Regions from separate parts of the Mus musculus genome. Here all the other regions are linked to region 1. The links are chromatin loops, found by intact Hi-C in ENCODE. Cell type or tissue: heart. All regions are shown on one strand. Each heading gives the region's core, and the rest is flanking DNA. Links, peaks and the distances in the headings are about the cores only.

Region 1 (8,171 bases), core at 1,976-6,975:
GGGGGGGGGATCTAAATGCTGGTGCTCAGGGAGCAGGGGGGAATCTAAATGCTGGTGCTCAGGGAGCAGGGGGGAATCTAAATGCTGGTGCTCAGGGAGCAGGGGGGAATCTAAATGCTGGTGCTTACACTTTTACAGGGTGTGGGACTCCACCCCAGGGAATGGGGAACAGAGCTCCACATATCCAGGGTTGGTCTTCCATTTAGTTAAATCCATCTTGAAGTGCCTTCACAGACATGCCCAAAGGCTTCCTAAAAGATTCTAAAATCAGTCCTTTGGCAATCAAGATCAACATAGACTGAAAGAAAACCAGGAATTGCAAGGCCAGTCTTGCTTCTAGCTTAATATCTTATACCCAGTAAAATCGAGGAAGTTATGACTGATTCCATCATTAAAACAGAGAAAAATACAAACAAAACAAGGTAAGAACACCAGATGATGTGAATGCTGGAGGCACTGGTGAGCCCTGAAGGAGGGGGCTTAGGAAGAGTGGACACACACACGCAGGACATGGCTTGCAGCATTGATTAATTCTCCTCCAAATTACTTTAATCCCAGAACAAAACAAAACAGCAAATAATTAATCTTGGGTAAACCAAGTGTTCTTGGTGTGTGGGCACAGATGTGCTAGCTCTGCGTGTACGTGCATATGACAGCCAGACACTGACATCAGCTGCCATGAGCTCTCATGCTCTGAATCTTCTGAAGACAGGACAATTGCACAGGCTGACTGGTTAGTGAGCCCCTGGGACTCTTCTGTCTTCATCGCCCAGCACTAGGGTTGCAAGTGTTTTTATGTGGGTACTTGAGCCAACTCCTGGGCTAAAAATGTTAGTAGTTTTCTGCAATACACATCCATCCGTCCTCCTCCCCACAACTATTATAAGCAAAATACACTACACATTCCATAAAGAAGGCTACACTTTATTTGAAATTTAGATGAACTGGGTTTGTTCCAAGTACCAGGCTCTGCTGTGTTCTGCACAACTTGGCCCTGGAAACATGACTCAAGGGACACAAGAATGAAGAAATGACAGCTAGAAAAGCTGTGTGGGGTCACCCATGATACAATAAATCCCCCCAGAAAGTTCCTGTGTATATCACACAGGGAAGGGGCTAACTCCTCCAGAGGGAGGCCTCTGAGAAGCAGCACCCTCAGCATGCACACATACAGAGGCAGGAAGCTCTGGTTGACAGTTTCTGCATACACTGGTTTTAACTAAAGGCCAGTCACTCCTCACTAGTTCTGGGAACAGAGGAAAGCTTTGTCATCCCTGTGGACCTCACCTGGGGTAGGCTTTTTCCCTCCTTGGGTCTGCTACACTGGGGTCCTTGACACAGATTCCATATTAACAATATACTGTCAGCTGGGGCTTCACCTTCTCTCCATAAGGCTTGGTAGATCACCCAGATACAATGGCTCTTCCTTTGGTTTCCTATAGCCAAAGCTGTGGATAAAAACAAACAAACAAACAAACAAACAAAAAACCCCACTTCCTAAAAAATGTGAGCTACTTGCGCATTCCTGTTTTCCCAGTGTGTGGGAGGTAGAGCCAAGGCCGCACCCTATTGAAGGCCAGTCTAGAATACACAAAACCACCACCCCTTACAGTGACAACAGAGGCAAGACCCTCATCCTGAGAATTTCTGCTTTTATGCATCGATCTTAAAAGTTACTGAGAAATAAACCAGCCCTAGCCTTCATCTGTGTAGTGAGATCCCAGTTATTACCTACGCAGAAGAGCCCAGTACCTGATCAGAAACTCCACTGGTCACTTGCCATGTTGCCTCTGCTCATTGGCTCTGTTACAGTTTTTCTTGCTACCTGGCAACAAGGAGTTTGAACATATGACTTTAAATTTTGAATGAGAAATGACATTTCATAAAGATAAAAATCACAAGGAAGGGACTAATTTCAAGTGCTTTACACGCTGGCATTTCATGTATTAAGCTGATTGCAAACTGCTCACTGGAAGCTGTGTTTTATCTTGATAATTGTTCCACCTTCAAAGTTGTTCTTTCTAGATTTCACTTCATCACGAAGATCTTTGAGAAAATGAGTAAAAATTAGCATACCATACTTTCTTCTGAACATTTCTTGGCACAATTTTTGTTGTTGTTGTTGTTGGTTTTTGTTTTGTGTTGGTTTTAGTTTTTCTTTTTTTTGTTTTTTGTTTTTTGGGTTTTTTTGTTTTTGTTTTGTTTTTTTTGTTTTGCACATTTTGGGTTTTTATTGCTGATTACAGACTTTAACTACAAAATGTGCATTGCAAGTCAACAAGACGTTTTCATATGTCCAATAAAAGTTTAAAGAAACAGACAAAACCCACAAAGGACAAGAGAAATACAAGCTTCAAACAATAGAAATTAAGTCTCCACCGTCAAGGCCTGCCAAAAATTTGAAATAACCCAAACCGTGCAAATGTTCAACAGAGACCATGGCCATACATGGGATTGTAAATACTTGTCCCATTAAGGACAAACCAAACAAGTTATCAGTTATGTTGATGATCAAGACAAACAACCTCATTGGCTTACAGCAATATTTTCTGTCCTCTGTAAGAGTTTGTGACAAGTTCAAGAGGTTGGAAACCTGTGTTGCTTCAGCAGGGCGGTGCTCAGAAGTCCACATGGTTCTAAGAAACCATCCTCAGCCCCTGCATGGTTTTAGTTTTTCCGAGACAGGGTTTCTCTGTGTAGCCCTGGCTGTCCTGGAACTCACTCTGTAGACCAGACTGGCCTCGAACTCAGAAATCTGCCTGCCTCTGCCACCCAATTCCTGGGATTGAAGGTGTGCGCCACCACCACTCAGCTTCTTAGCTTTTTGGCACAATTTCTGTGCTAGAAATACCCAGTGAGATGCCCAGCAAGTGGTCCTATCTGACGCCTTCACCAGGCTCTAGTCCTCCTTAGCACCATTGGAACTACACACCCCTGCCGCCATGTTCTTACAAGCTCTTAGTAAAATGCCAGTGGTTACTTTTACACATACGCTATTACATGGCCATCCCATAATGTGTTTAACCACATTCTGTATTTTCAGTCTTGGTCTACTTCCTTGGCTTGGGAAAGCCCAGCACCCCTTTTCTGCACTGTCTTATGTGTTTAGACAGCACATATGTGTTTAGACAACACATATGCAAAGATTCCACGTAACTCCTCGGGGCCTGCGGGTGTAGCATGTTCACCAGGCCCCTTGGTACTGAAGTCTGTCCCAGGCTCTGCAGTGTGCCAGCAGAATACCAGGCTGCATTTATGCCTCTCACTCTCCTCCCCTCCCGTTTCCTTTTCCTCCATCCGCATCCCCCTTCTTATTGATTCTTACTGTGTTCCAGGACCTCTGCTAAGAGAGTGAAATTCTATCTTAAGTGAGAGGAAGTGCCACAGGGCCATCCTGCTTTATGGAAGATGAAAGGGAAATAACCCAGATGCTGAGCACCCTGTCCAATGTCCTACAGAGTCAACACAAGCCACTGGCTCTCACTTCCTGTGTGACTAACCTCTCTGTGACCCAGCCTCCTGATTTTCACATCTGAACCTCTGCACTTCCCTGTCTGGATTGCTGACCTCAGGAAGTGTCTGGATTCTGGTGCAGATACCATCCCTACTATCTGACTTGACATTCCTTTCTCTTTTTACCACATACACTTACAGGAATTGTTATTGTTCACAAATAAGATTTAAGTGGCAAAGCACTGTGGTGAACACCAATAACCCCAGTTCTGGGAAAGCGGAGGAAGACAGTGAAGAGCTAGAGGCCTGCACACCCTGCTCTGGCACACGCATACACACACACACGCACACGCGCACGCACACGCACACACACGGTACTTGGGAGGCACAGGCAACTCAAGCCCAGCTCCTGAAGCCTTTGAGAAGAGGCCTGGTGAACATGCCACACCTGCAGGCCCCGAGGAGTTACTTGGAACCTTTGTAAAATAAGAAAAATACATAATTTTATGTAGGGGGATATATTTAAGTGACAAAGATTTAATCAAAAGCTTTATTGAAAATAACAAAATAGGATTAAAAATGGAAAGATAGAAAGTGGAAGACAGCTAGAAATTGCAGCAGATTGTATACACTGGAAACAAAAGCACACAGGTTGCCCAGGACTCTAAAATGTACAAAGGAATTATGACTTATTATAATCGTCAAAAGGCTAATAATTCTGCCCTTGACTGAAGTATATGTGTGTACGTGTGTAGTATGTCTTTTAACGAGGGAGCCTAAATCGGACCTTTTTTTTTTTTTTTTTTTTTTTTTGGTTCGGTTTGGTTTGGTTTGCTTCATTTGTTCGTTTGTTTTAATTTTCAATTTACCCTCTGTGAAAGTCCCTAGTCTACGCGATGCCCCACAATTTCTTCCTGGAGAAGACTAGAGTCCCGTACGCTTCTGAAGAAAATCACTCCAGCGCCATGATATACACCCTTAGGCCTCGTCCCCCGTGGAGCCACACAGCCCCGGACCCTCAGCTTAGCCAGGGTTTAAAGCTGGGTCTATTTCCGGGTTTTGCTGGGGAGCGGCTGTTGCATACCGGTTAATGCATGCCTGGAAGTTTTGGACACCACACAAAATACAAGGTTGAAAGGTTGAAAATCATCTCGCTGAGTTTTGCCTACTGTCTTTCGGCTTCAATTGAGGTATATAACAATGAAAAGAAAAACTACAGAAATGCAAAGACAAAAAAAGGGGAACTGGAGGATGCGGGCATCGATCCCGCTACCTCTCGCATGCTAAGCGAGCGCTCTACCATTTGAGCTAATCCCCCTCCACCGGCATCTGGCCTTTATGTGCTCCCCTAGAGGAGGAGGAGCGCACTGCGAGGCATGGAAATTTGTTCCGAACATGCCTCATAGATAGGATTAAAAGGTAAAAGAAAATAGCAAGCTCTTTCCTTCGAGCCGGAATCGAACCAGCGACCTAAGGATGTCCACAGCCACAAGCCTACAGTCCTCCGCTCTACCAGCTGAGCTATCGAAGGGAGCGGCAAGCCGGTTGACGGAAGGGCTCCATAACGCCACGTCACTGCTCCGCGCGGCCGGGAAAAAGGTCGCCCCCGTGCGTGGAACGCGGGCTCGCGCAACCGCATACGTGAGGAACCGACTTAGTGGTAGTACACCCGTACTCTGGGACTGGTCGGAGAGCGCTCTCACTATGAGGTCGCAAAAGGTTGACGAGTACGGAAGAATACAGGCCCTTTTGGGAGAGAAAGTCCTCGAACCGCCAAGATGGTTAGCGAGTACAGTAGCTGAGAGTGGGGCCCCGGGCAAGACCGGTAAGTCTAAACACATAAGCATGGAGAAAACATTACTGTCTCCTTCGAGCCGGAGTCGAACCAGCGACCTAAGGATGTCTTCTAACGGGGAGTTAGCTACAGTCCTCCGCTCTACCAGCTGAGCTATCGAAGGGACACAAGAAATGTTCTGCCCCTTGACACTGAACACATCTCAATCAGGAGTTCGGTTGACAGAGGGAGCTGCGCATGCGCACTAGTCAGGACTCAGACGTTAGGGGCGCGGGTCGTTCTACGCATGCGCACAGCCATCGTTTTGCCTCCCGCATTCCTGAGCGGCCTAGAAAGGACCCTAGCACAAAGTCCTCGGGAGGCCCAGGCTCTGGTTCTCATTCTTCGCCTCGCCTGCCTGTGCCACCTTTGCCCTTCTCACTATAAGACTGTAGAGAACGATCTCATGCTGTCATCTCGAAAGCCCCTAGAGTAGCCCACGCCGACGGGCCAGTGGCGCAATGGATAACGCGTCTGACTACGGATCAGAAGATTGTAGGTTCGACTCCTACCTGGCTCGAGCTTTTGGCCCAACCGTGTTGGGCTAGCTCAGTACTTATAGCAGCCTGCATTAATAACCAGCCTGTCCCTGCTCCTGGCCCCATCACCCCTCTTAAGGCACGTGGCGCAGGGCCATTCATTAAAATACATTTTTGACATGGTTCTGAAGCGTTCAGAAAAATATTTTATCTAAGTGGGCCATTACTTGGCATTTTAAGACAGTAAAATGATAAGTGTTTGTCTCCATATTCTGATAATGTGCCCACACAGTTGTAGGGCTTTTTGGTTTTTTTTTGTTTTTTGTTTTTAATCCACCCATTGGCTTGGGTCTTTTCACCAAGTCAGGTGTTTGAGCAAAAGGAGCTAGGTGGCTGTTATCATGCCGACTAGATAGCAGCTGGTATCTTTAAAGTTGTTTAGTGTTTCTCAGGGTTAAAAAAGAAAAAAAGAAAAAAGAACCTTTATGGAAGTTGAGGGAGCGTTGCTTTCCTCCACGTAAGTTCATAGACAAACCAAAGAGCCGCTATCGTGTTCTTAGTTCATTTTCTTATTTTGCAAGGGTAGGAAACAAAGTGATTATTTTCAGGTCATTGTTACAGCATCTTTGCACTGTGAGAGAAACCATCACCCTCAAGCAACTTAAGAGGAAGAAGCACAGGGGACCAAGAAGTGGGGGATGATGGTGGTTTCTTTTATTTTTTTGTCTCTTATTACAAAATTTCACGTGAGCTACAGACACAGTCACACAGGGAAGCCGTAGGAAATGAAGGCTATAGTGTCAGGAAGGCTCCTTCCTCAGTGCCTTCAGTTCCTTTTTCTCTAGGGCCGTAGGGCTCCCCTACAAATCGCTGAGCTCTTGATGAGATACAGCATGCGCTTCAGCCCTTCCCAGTAAATGAGAAAGCCCATTTGTCTCTTAAATGGGGAAACAACACCTTAAATAGAAGAAAGTTCAAATGAAGCAAATGGCCCAAGAGAATTAAAAATAACATGAGTAACGGAACAAAAGTATGTTTCGAAATGCTTATGGTTCTCCTCTAGGAATCCAAGAAGGTATTGCAACAGTGAAAACCAGAACACAGGTAGCAAAAGCATCAGAGAGCAACTGAGTTCTTAAACCTTAAAACCAGGTCTGCTCAGGCAAAAAAATTATACGTCAGACATAGATGATGACCAAATGTGAAGATGTAAATCAGAGTGCACATATCTTGAAGCACATCAGACATTGGAAAGCAAAACATTATAAAAGTGAGAGCATGGAAAAGAGATCCAGAGAACACAACTCCCGAATACATGTTCTAGAACATAAAACAGGCAATCGGGGAGCAAAGTGGCCATCCATGAGGACTGGATAAAAACAGCCAAGGCTGAACACAGGCTGGTGAAATGTAAAACCCTTGGAGGCTTTCACCAATGAGGGCCCAACAAAACAAAAGACAGCAGCCTTGAACAAGAATAAGAATTGGTCTGTAGCCAGACCTAGCAGCAGCACACACTAAAAGGCAGTAGGGCAGGGCCTTTCTGTGAGAAGACAACTTTGAGACAAAATTGCCTACCCAATCAAATAGCACATGTGAAAGCAGAAAGGTCAAATTTGCAGGAGGCTCTGTGCTTGTTTGAATGAGAATGACCCCATAAGCTCAATATATTTGAATGTTTGGTCCACAGTTGGTGAATCTATTTGGGAAAGATTAGGAGGTGTGTCCCTGCGCATCAACTTTGAGGTTTCAAAAGCCCTTACCATTTTAGGTGGATCTCTCCTCTCATCACTCCCTCCCTCCTTCCCTGCCTCTCTTCCTCCATTCCTTCCCCAATGACCCACCTGGTGGCTATGTCACTTTCTTTCTACCATGATGGCCACGAACTAACCTTCTGAAACTGTAAGCCCCAAGTTAGATGCTTGCTTTTACAAATTACATTGTTCATTGTGTCTTACTACAGCAATCGAAAATTAATACAGTCTCTAAATATCTTTCTGAGAGAAAATAAATATAATTTGAAGATGTCATACCAACAAGTTCTCCAGGGAGATGAATCTGAGAAAGAATTAGAATACACATTTTTAATGTATACATTTTTAATGTAGAAATGGAGAGGGGGGACCTGGTACGAAAAACATCATGTAGTAATGCTGAGTTGACAGCTTCTGCCAGCACCTTTGGTAGTTCCAAAGCAAGGACTGCCCTTTAGAAGAGACCCAAGAAGGGCAGAAACAGTTGGGCCCTTTGTACCACTTTCTGGTTCAAAGGCTGGTAACATCTGGAGGATCCAGAACATTCTGTTAACTACTGTACTCATCGATGGACAGTGACTCCTTTCCTAGCAACAAAATTCTACATCTGCCACAGAAGTACTTCTGCAAAACAAAATATTCAAGAAACAA
Region 2 (5,000 bases), core at 1-5,000, 260 kb before region 1:
TTCAACAAAAGCCACTGATTATAAACAAAATGACAAGTATTTTCTGGAGTAACAAGGTTAATTCCAATTTATCATTTAAAACAATGTGTTCATTTGGCCAACATCAATTGTACTGTGCTTTCGATACTATACTTAGCACTAAATAAACTTCTGAGTTTTCCTAATACAAGTGACTTACCTGTAACCATTTTTTTTTTTAAGCACACAATATATTGGTACCCAGGTCACTGGCTTCATGTTCAACAACTTCTACCTACAGTAAAAGTTAAAATTAACACCAGGTATCAGCATATCTTTTATAATACGTGCAAATCACATAGTTTTCCCCATTCTCCCTGCTTTGATACATACACAAGCTGCTACAAAAATAATGCGAAAATGTTGAGACCAATCTACTATACTTCAGAAATCTCATCAACCCAATATACAAAGTCAAGATAAAAAAGCAGGCTGTTAAGTTATTCCTGGTTCTGACCATATTATTTCTACAAATCTCATGTTCTCAAATTAGAGCTATAAGTTCCAGCCAATGTCTCTGTTGTGGGAAAAGCATAGTCCAGCACTGACGTGAAGGGAGGCAAACCTGTCCCTTCAATGTCAAGCTCAACGAGGGTGGCGGCCACCTCCTGCACCAGCCTGCAGCTTGGCAGAACAGGATCAATGGGGAGAACACTGCTTCCTTGGTACAATTCTTCTTTCTTCTTGTCACCTAGAGCAGGCTGCCTGGAATGCTTTTTTTTTTTTAGATTTATTATTTATTATTTAGCCACCATGTGGTTGCTGGGAATTGAACTCAGGACCTCTGGAAGGGAAGTCAGTGCTCTTAACTGCTAAGCCATCTCTCCAGCCCCTGCTCTTACTCAAAGATCTTTGCTGGATCCCCTTTCTCTTCGCCTTTCTGGCTCATTTTCCTCTTCTCTCATCTGCTTGTTGATGCGCCCCCTCACATCCTGATGAGGCTTCTTGCTGTTCTTGACTTTCAGTAGCTCCAACTGGTCATTTTCTCGGTCACAAAGTCCTCAAAGAGGGACTAAAACTTCCTCTTCTTCCGGGGCTCTAGGGGCGTCTTCTCCTTAGAGAGGCGCTCCTGGAAGCGTCCCACTGCAGCGGTGGAGTCACTGGCCACTTGCTGGGCGCAGACCAGCTCCTCCTTACTCAGGTGTCTCGTTGGGTGCAGGCCGACTGAGTTGGGCATCTACATCTTGTGCACTCGGATCCGCGGTCGTTTTAGCTCGTTCTTGGCCACGCGTTCCTTCTTGGCCTAAATCTGCTTCCATGGGGTCGGGTGCCCCCAGGCACATTTATCAGCCATTCCATACTGTGGTTCCGGGCGAGCTTGCAGTCCAATCAGCACCGTCACTGGCCACTCACCTCGTCCCACAAGAAAGTGGTCTTCTTGGGTGGATGCTCTGATGACGCGCGAACTGCTGCCAGCGGGTGAGCAGCCGCGGCACGGATAGCAGCTTCCCGCGGGGCAAGCGAGTGGAGGGCACCGGCAAGCGCGCTACCACCGCCTCCCCCAGCGCACGGTCGGCAGCAGCACGGTGATGAGCAGCTGCGTGCTGTCCCGCGCCAAGGCCGGCAGCTCGGCCTGTCCGGGAGTGCGGTCCGGAGCCGGTAGGGTGCCAAGGTCGAATTCTTGCTCCAGCTCTTTGTGCACTGGGAGGCGCTGCAACTTCTCCGCCTCCACCTGGCCTGCAGCATCTCTGCGCTCTGGCCCTCCATGACTCCCGGTCCCCTCACTTCGGTGCAGCATACTTCAGAACGTACTTCATTCCAGGGGCACCCAAATACCCCCAAACCACAGACGGACCTCTGGACTCTTAATCCGGAAAAGAAGAGTTTATTTCCGGGGTACGTGGAGCCGGTTAGCAATGTGTGGTAAGGGAAAGGCCAGCAGAGGGCGGCATTGGAGAGCTGATGTGCTTAGAGGCCGGCCCCGGATTCGCAACCGAATGTGGCCTTACAGGCGCTGAGGGTTCACTGTATGAAGACTAAAAGGCTCAGAGACTGGCTAGGACTACGTTTCCCAGAGTGCAGCGGGGCGGGGAGTGGTCGCGGTAGGACGCGCGGGCTTCCCAAACTTCTGGGGCTGCTAGCTTTGTTGTTTACAGAGGTAGTATGCATACACACTGCGGGTAAATCAATTACAAAAGTGTTTGGGGCGAGACAAATTATCTCCCCAGAGTCATAGCCAGGTCTTTGCGCCCTAGGAGTGAGCGATTCCACGGATACACTTAAAGATTGATTGTTTTGCGACTTAGGGCAGGCTTCTCGGCTGTGCTGGGTGGTTGCAAGCTTAGGTTCCAGTTACGGCTGTGCCACTATTTGATCCTGAGATACTTAGTTAAGATTGAAAAATCGTGTAAGGTGGTGACTCTAATAGTACTCCTCATCCAGGACTGTTTTAAATGTGTACGTTAAGGAAGGCTAAGATACCAGTGAAAACTGGCTATCCGTTTTTAATTCAATACTTGTGGTGGCTTGGGAATCTAAGGCCGCATTATACCTGTCTCAATTTACTGTTTACTGTCATTTACTTTGATAAGTGTTTTACTCTAGTTCTGTTAATACATTGGTAAATATGGAACCTTAGTTAATAACTGGTACTGAGAAAGTTCTCAATAGATGAGATCTGCTGTTATTTTCACTGATGAAAAGGCAGACCTAGAAGGTGAATTGACTTAATAAGGTGAGACACCAAGGGAATATGAGTGCTATCGGCATAATGACCCTGGTGTTACAATGGGCGCGTTTTCAGTGTGATGTCATGCAAACATTTTGTTGTTGTTGTTGTTTGAATCATATTAGTAGACTTTTACTGAAGTTTTCTAATCTAGATCACATGAGGTTGAAGCAGAACTCAAACTTCAAATGCATCTGATGAGGCCTTGAATTCTTGATCTTCTACCTCTCTCCCAAGGACTAGCATTATAGACATGCAACACCGTACCCAGCCTCATTTCTAAAGCCAAGTTTTCAGTTAGAATACAATGTAACAGTTTTTAGTATAGTGCTTTCATACAAGTACCGTTGTTGTTGTCTTACTCCTTCACTGCCTTCCCCATCCCCCCTTAAATAGACATTTTAAAATGCAGACTAAACTGGGTATGGCATATGCCTATAACCCCAGCACTCTAGAGATAGAGGCAGAGGGTCAGGTATTCATGGCCAGCCTTAGTTGCATAGGGAGTCATTCAAATTATTTTTGTTTTGTATATCTCTCTAAATTTTCTCTATGGCTAAGGATGGTCTTGGAATTGATTTCCCTGCCTCTTCTTTCCAAATTCTGGGATTACAGGAAGGAGCCACTATATTCCTTTAACTGTAACCTCTTGATGCTAGACCAGATGTCTAAAACTACACAGCACAAAGCTTCCCCCAAAGTTGCTCCTCCTTCTGTCATCCTCTCATCCTCTTCCTCATGGCCTTTGCTGCCCGAGGAACCCTGCCATTGGGAATACCGTATCGACAATAGTCCCAGGTTATGTCATATTCATCCTATCTAGTAACTTGCTCTGATGATGGCAAGTTCATCTTTAACTTTTCCTATCTCCATATCTAATCAGTTCAAAAGCCTGTTGGCTCTCTGCTAGCAGGTCCAGGCGAGAGGAGAGAGCTCACTTCAGCCTCTCTGAGGCTGAGTGGGATGGTGAGTGTTGATGGCCCCAAACAAACACACCTGGGCCAGGAGTGTTGTCAAAGCAGAAACTCACTTTATTAAACTAGATACTTGCTTATATAGAGAAGGCAAGGAGGTGGGGGTAGGGATATGGGGTGAGATGACATATGTGATGGAGTGAAATGACGAGGGGTGTGGGGTTATCTCACGGGGCCTACATCAGCAGTAGCTAGGCAGAGGCAGTCTCAATCAGGTTGGTAGGTCGTGCTGAGTCATTCTCAAGTGGAGGAGAATGACGGGTCTCAAAAATTGAGCCCAAACCAAGGCCAAATAGGGCCCAACAAAAGGCTCGGTAGCTTGTGCCTGTATATTATGTCCTTCCCATCCCCACTGCCATGGCCTTACCTGATCCTAGCCTGGATCTCTTCTATCTCCTTCTCTAGATCATCCTTCTACTTTGCAAGCAACACCAGTTTCTAGCTGATTTTGACACACCCCTAGCCCTCTGTAGACACCATATAACCTTTGTGGCTATCAAAACCCAACAGCTTGCCTCAGAGAGCTGTCTTCCAGTTCCATGAGCTCCCTTGGTTCTATTGAGAACCTCGAAAGTTTTCCTGAAGCTTCCCCATGGAATTCCATGAGTGTGGCCAGAGCACATGCTTCTTTTGCACATGGCAGGCTCATGACTAACCTGGGTCCTGTTTGTTTATCACCTGGCTTCAAGTCACTGGTAGTTATAAGTCAGAGTACTCGCCTCACTTGTTCTACACACTCTTACTTTTCATTTAACTGTCTCTAGATCTCTAAAGGGGGAATGTAATGAAGAGTGACAGCTTTGTGACCTTTCTCATCAAATGAGGTTATTTTTTTTTAAAGATTTATTTATTGTTATATGTAAGTAGACTGTAGCTGTCTTCAGACACATGGGAAGAGGGTGTCAGATCTCATTATGGATGGTTGTGGTCCACCATGTGGTTGCTGGGATTTGAACTCGGGACCTTTAGAATAACAGTCAGTGCTCTTAACCTCTTGAGCCATCTCTCCAGCCCATTAAATGAGGTTTTCTGTTTCTTGTCCCCACTTCACCATGAAAAGGGATAAGATGTTTAAGGACATTAAATTAATACTTTTCACCATCTCAACACACGGTTACTTTGATTAGTACAGCTAGTTCTTAAAACAATTTTATCAGTCTTTAAAATGGCATCAATGTAGTTTTACTTTTTTCCCTAAGAAATGAAACTAATTTATTTGTTGTGTATATGGGCATATCTGTGCTATTGCACACATATGGAGATTAGAGGACAATTTTGGGGGGTTCTGGGAATTGAACTCACATTGGACCTCTCTTTCTCAATGCTGTTCAATTTCCTAC
Region 3 (5,000 bases), core at 1-5,000, 330 kb before region 1:
TGTTGGACATGCACAGCATGCGCAATTCTGCATCTTCTTCCATTCATCGTGTAAATTCCAGGAGGGCAGAGACCATCTCTAAATGCTCCCTTTGTTCTTCTAGCAATCCCAGGCACTACACCTCACCCAGAGCCAGTTTTTAATAAGCCAAGGAAAAATGAATCAAATATGTCATTGTTAATGATTTTTAGAAAACTAACAAAAACTTACTTGTAATTTTGAAGATATGAAACATATTTAGCACATCGTAAAAGTAGCCAATAAAAATTTCATTTAAAAAAATTTTTTTGTACTGTGTGTTATAGAGACTTTATCAGTTGACATGGATTGCTATGTAGAAATTAATAGAAGAACATACCAGGAAATGATAATTTTGTTTGAATGATAGAAGTCAGTCACAAGGGCTGGTGAGATGGCTTAGCGGATAAGAGCACTGACTGCTCTTCTGAAGGTCCTGAGTTCAAATCCCAGCAACCACATGGTGGCTCACAACCACCTGTAATGAGATCTGACACCCTCTTATGGTGTGTCTGAAGTCAGCTACAGTGAACTTATGTATAATAATAAATAAATCTTTAAAAAAAAAAAAGAAGTCAGTCACAAACCAAATAAGCTATGCATAATGGGGAAACTGGCACATGACAATCTGTTGAATCTAGGATTTTAGTACCCGTCTGTACAATGAAGTAATACTCAGAGAGAGAGAGAGAGAGAGAGAGAGAGAGAGAGAGAGAGAGAGAGAGAATGGGCAAAGAAGGAAGAGGAGGAGAGAAAGGAAAAGAGATAGGAAAGAGAGAGGAAAAGAAAAAAATCAACCACAATTAAGCCTGTTTTCAAAGGCAAAGAATGATTTTACTCAACTGGAAAAAGAGCTTTGTTTATTAACCTAGAATTTCTCTCTGTAACATGTATGAGAGCTTTAAGGTAAAAGATTTTTGGTTAGAACTCTGTCTTCACTTGTGGCATGTATCTAAATGTATAATTTTTTTTTCCTAAAGTGAAATGCAATCCTGATGATAGCAGTTACTATTTTGTGTTAATAAAGCGATTGTTGTTATTGTTGTTTTCTTGTAGGATACTGTATAGCACTAAATGCTATTTGCTGAAATAGACTGGTATCAGAACAGGTACTCTTATTTAACAAATATTGAATGAGTTCCATGGTGCGTGCAGTTCTGTCCTCAGTGGGCAGATAGCAGTGGATATAACTCCATGGAGCATGCATGCCGTTATATACAACATGAAAACTTATTAACACATGAAAAATGAGGAACACAATGTCAGTCATAGATGCTAGAAAAAAAATGTCAGGATAAAGTTAAAATCTGATGCTGTCAAAATTCTTACCCTTAGCTTCAGTTTCCTCATTTGTAAAGGTCAGCCTTGAAGGAAATTATCCAGATCAATTGAAATGACCTTGCAAGCTACTAACAACAGTGTGTGTGTGTGTGTGTGTGTGTGTGTGTGTGTGTGTGTGTGTGTGTGTGTTTTAATGGGATTGAATACAGAGATTTAGGCATCCTTATGTTTAACAGGCAAGTGCTCTAGTACTGAGCTACTGGGCTATCCTTGCTACTGATAATCTTGACCACTTGACTTTATACAGAAAAGGGAATTATAGGAGGCGAGGTGCCCAAGCCTCTTTCTGGAACTTTCCTGAACAACTCTTCCTTCACATCCACAGGGAGGACAGGAGTATGTCTGAAATTTTGTCCAAACTTCATTGGTCAAGCTCCATGTTTTGTAAGAAACTTCTTCCCAAACGGCTCTTTCCCCTAAGACAGGCAATTAGAAGGCATCTTCTAGCAGTTCATTCTCTAGAGGGAGGGATGTGCCTCTAACTAACAAGAAGCCACTATTGATCTTACTTCTCTACATGTTTAAATTTACTGTGGGTTTAAGGAGGCCAGAGCAGCCATCTCCATAGTGCCTACTTCCCAAAATATTCTGCCAACTAGTAAATAAATGGGATCATATAGGCTCCAGATGAATCCTATACTAATAGGACCCTTCACAGTGACGGTGGAACTAAATGATTAAACACGAACCCTAATTGGTGCCAGTGAATCCTTTATATATAGTGTAGGAGAAATCATTAAGTTTGAATTGTTGTCCCACTTTATGTTGATTATTTTTCCACTGAGAAGCATGCGGCTTGCTGTATGGCAGGAAGTGGGGAGAATCCCATAAGCTTTAGGGCTACTTAAATAAGAAGGAAAAGTTTCAAGGAACCAGCTGTTTGCAGGGGCATTAAACACCACAATCACTCCCCAGAGCAATTCCAGAGCTGCTATGTAAAAGGAAACTTTGAATAATAGTGTAGTGGAGATTTCCCTGCACTCGAAAAGTGCAGCACAACAATATAGACTGAGCTGACCAGAAATGTGAGCACGAGTGTAAAGGGCAAAGCAAAAGAGACATCCCGAGCCTTGAGCATCTAAGGAGCACCTCCTTAAATGCAGTGTGTAAGCTAACTGCTTGGTAATGTCAGTGCAATAGTAAGGTGAAAGCTTCATTTCTCACAGGTTTTTTTTCATTGTCTTGAAGGTTTTTGGACAGAGGGAGTTTCTTCTATATTTAAGATTCCAAAGTTGAGAATGGTTCAAACCAAGGGAGAAGATCCTCTTATCAATCTCACTTCAGTTTATTTCTGTCAGGTTGAAATTTCTCTTCATTTTCAATATTTCTGTTCATATTTCTTGTGGGTCAAGTAAGAACTGTTAACCTCTGTGCCAAGAGAATTACTAAAAGACACATTAGCAATAAGGATTGTCCTTCACTCTATTAGCAAGAGATTTAGTATAGAATAGGGCATTGCCCCAGAACAGTCTAACCATCAGCCTGCTGATTTTTACAGAGGAAGTTGTGCAACTCTGGAATTTTATCAGTGGTCGGGCCACCTGCAGAGCTTTCATTATGGGTACACAATGTTAGCCCAGCACAGTGTGAGCCCTGCCAAAATTTTCTGTTCCACTGACCATTTCATGGCTATTTAGGGATGGGTTCTCAGAAAACTCTGATTGCTTCATACTCCTTTGAATGCCTAGAGAGAGGTCATGGCCCCGTCTATCCGTTCTGGCAAGCAAAGCCCTCACAGCAGAGGAGGAAAGTCTTGTTGCTGCCAAAGCTAACAGTACAATGTGAAACAAAAGGAGATTTTATTTTTAAGTAGTAGAAGGGCACCAACTTAATTTCATTTTCTTATTACTTTGAATGATATAGACACAAAACCTATGGCTTATCAATAGTGAACAAAACCTCAAAGACTGAAGTGGGTAAGTTTATGTTGTTGTGGTTATGTTTGCTTTTTGAGACAGGGTCTCACTCTATAACGCAGAATGGTCTGGCACTCATTAGCTTTGAACTCATGTGAATGCTTCTCTCTCCTAAGCACTGGGATTGCAGGAAGGAGTGACTGTGTCTGACTAAAGACTTTTGTTGAGGTTAGGGAATGTGAGGCAGGGTCTCACTGTGTAGCCTTGATGGCCTGGATTGTATAGACTGGGCTGACCTCAAATTCATTACATTGTGTTTGTCTCTGTCTCTGCCTCCCAATTGCTAGGAATACAGGCAGGAGCCACCACTAATTATCCACTGAATAATAGAAATGTATCCTTTAGACTTGGTTACCTCAAATGTCAGTGGGAAACACGAAATATTCTTGATCTCAACATATCTGACTCCATTTCTCTTGGCTTCTGCTCTACGATGGGATGATAAGTTTATAAATAATGCTTTGTGCCAGAACTTAATTTGTAAAAAGACACTGAGTGATGACATGGACCAGAGCACCTCAAATTTTGAAAAGTATATTAATGCTCACACCTCCACCTTGAAACAAGAGGGCAGCACACTACACAGGGCCTTGCATGGAAAGCATTGAAGCTGATCAGGGGAAAGGAGCAGAGGTAAAGAGAAGCATAGATTGCTGGCTTCTACTGGCAGTACAAGGCAAACAGTTTAGAATTGGCTAATTAAAAAAAAAAAAAAGTCCAGTTCATTTAAGGGCAGAAGTGCTGTCCCTATGTCTAGTATCTTGCCCTTGGATGAGTTTGGATGGAGAAAACAGTGGCTTGGCCAGGAGAATATAACCAAGCAGGCTTTTAGGAGTATGTAAAAGGCCTATTTGCCAGGAAGTTCTTTACTAAGCCAGTCAATTAACTTGCTTTGGAAGGGTAGTATTTCTCTACTTAGAAAAATCTTCCCTTCCCAAAATGTTATAGCACCATAAAATATGAAAAATTATACAAAACAACACATACTTCTTTTTTATTATTATTACTTTTATTTTTTTACAATTTAGACATAGCCCTCCTCCATTCCTCATCCCATTCCTCCTCCCACTGTCTCCATGAGGATGTCCCCCATGCTCCTGCTGGGCCTCCCCACACTCCCTGGGGCCTCAAGTCTCTCGAGGGTTATGCACATCTTCTCCCATTGAGGCCAGACCAGGAAGTCTTCGGCTGTATATGTGTTGCGGGTCTCGGACCAGCTCGTGTATGCTGCCTGGTTGACGGCCTAGTGTCTGAGAGATCTCAAGGGTCTGGGTTAGTTGAGACTGCTGATCTTTCTATGTGGTCGCCCTCCTCCTCAACTTCTTCCAACCTTTCTCTAATTCAACCACAGGGGTCCCCAACTTCAGTCAAATGGTTGGGTATAAGTATCTGTGTTTGTCTCAGCAGTATATACTTTATATTAGAAGCAATGTGTTCTCTTCATTGGATCAAGCCTGTTTTGTATTAAATCCTAAGTACTTGGATTGATATTTGATATATCAGATCAACCAACACCAAAAAAAATTATTAAGTGTTAGCTACCATAATGTTCACATTTCTTGTATTATCACTATAAAGCTCTATGCCAAGAATCATATCAATTCTTCATTTAATCTTTATACAACTGATTAGGTAAATATATATTTCTATTGCCACTGTAACAAATTGTCATGCACTTAGTGGCCTAATAACACAGATTTGCCTTATAGTTTCATATGTCTGAGC

What was found. Peaks named below come from ENCODE experiments on the same cell type or tissue, not always from the same donor. Only the 100,000 strongest peaks of a DNase experiment are listed, where the experiment ranks them.
Region 2: it touches region 1 in a loop (7-fold over the local background); 20 of 42 quality-filtered maps call a loop at or near these places.
Region 3: a loop joins it to region 1, with 3 times the contacts of the local background. A loop is called at or near these places in 2 of 42 quality-filtered maps.

The regions. Positions count from the first base shown.
Region 1 is chr3:19,625,595-19,633,765 of GRCm38, reverse strand. n-TRacg3 (a tRNA gene) reads left to right here and starts at 5,735; the gene lies at 5,735-5,807. n-TYgta1 (a tRNA gene) reads right to left here and starts at 5,411; the gene lies at 5,319-5,411. It overlaps n-TYgta2 (a tRNA gene), which reads right to left and starts at 4,984; the gene lies at 4,896-4,984. It overlaps n-TAagc14 (a tRNA gene), which reads right to left and starts at 4,771; the gene lies at 4,699-4,771. In heart, for the core only: a CTCF peak has its summit at 4,805; DNase peaks (open chromatin) are centred at 4,495, 5,005 and 5,485; H3K4me3 peaks cover 2,266 bases; H3K27ac peaks cover 3,201 bases.
Region 2 is chr3:19,891,707-19,896,706 of GRCm38, reverse strand. It overlaps the pseudogene 4632415L05Rik. Among named protein-coding and RNA genes, the nearest start is that of Gm42190, 60 kb to the left of the region's middle. In heart, for the core only: CTCF peaks have their summits at 1,679 and 1,882 (motif pointing right); a DNase peak (open chromatin) is centred at 1,916; H3K4me3 peaks cover 2,620 bases; H3K27ac peaks cover 1,716 bases.
Region 3 is chr3:19,952,042-19,957,041 of GRCm38, reverse strand. Gm42190 (a long non-coding RNA gene) reads left to right here and starts at 3,088. Exons shown (of 3, transcript XR_880695.1): 1 at 3,088-3,275. It also overlaps a transcript of Cp not described here. In heart, for the core only: no CTCF peak of the experiment used is centred there; DNase peaks (open chromatin) are centred at 1 and 2,981.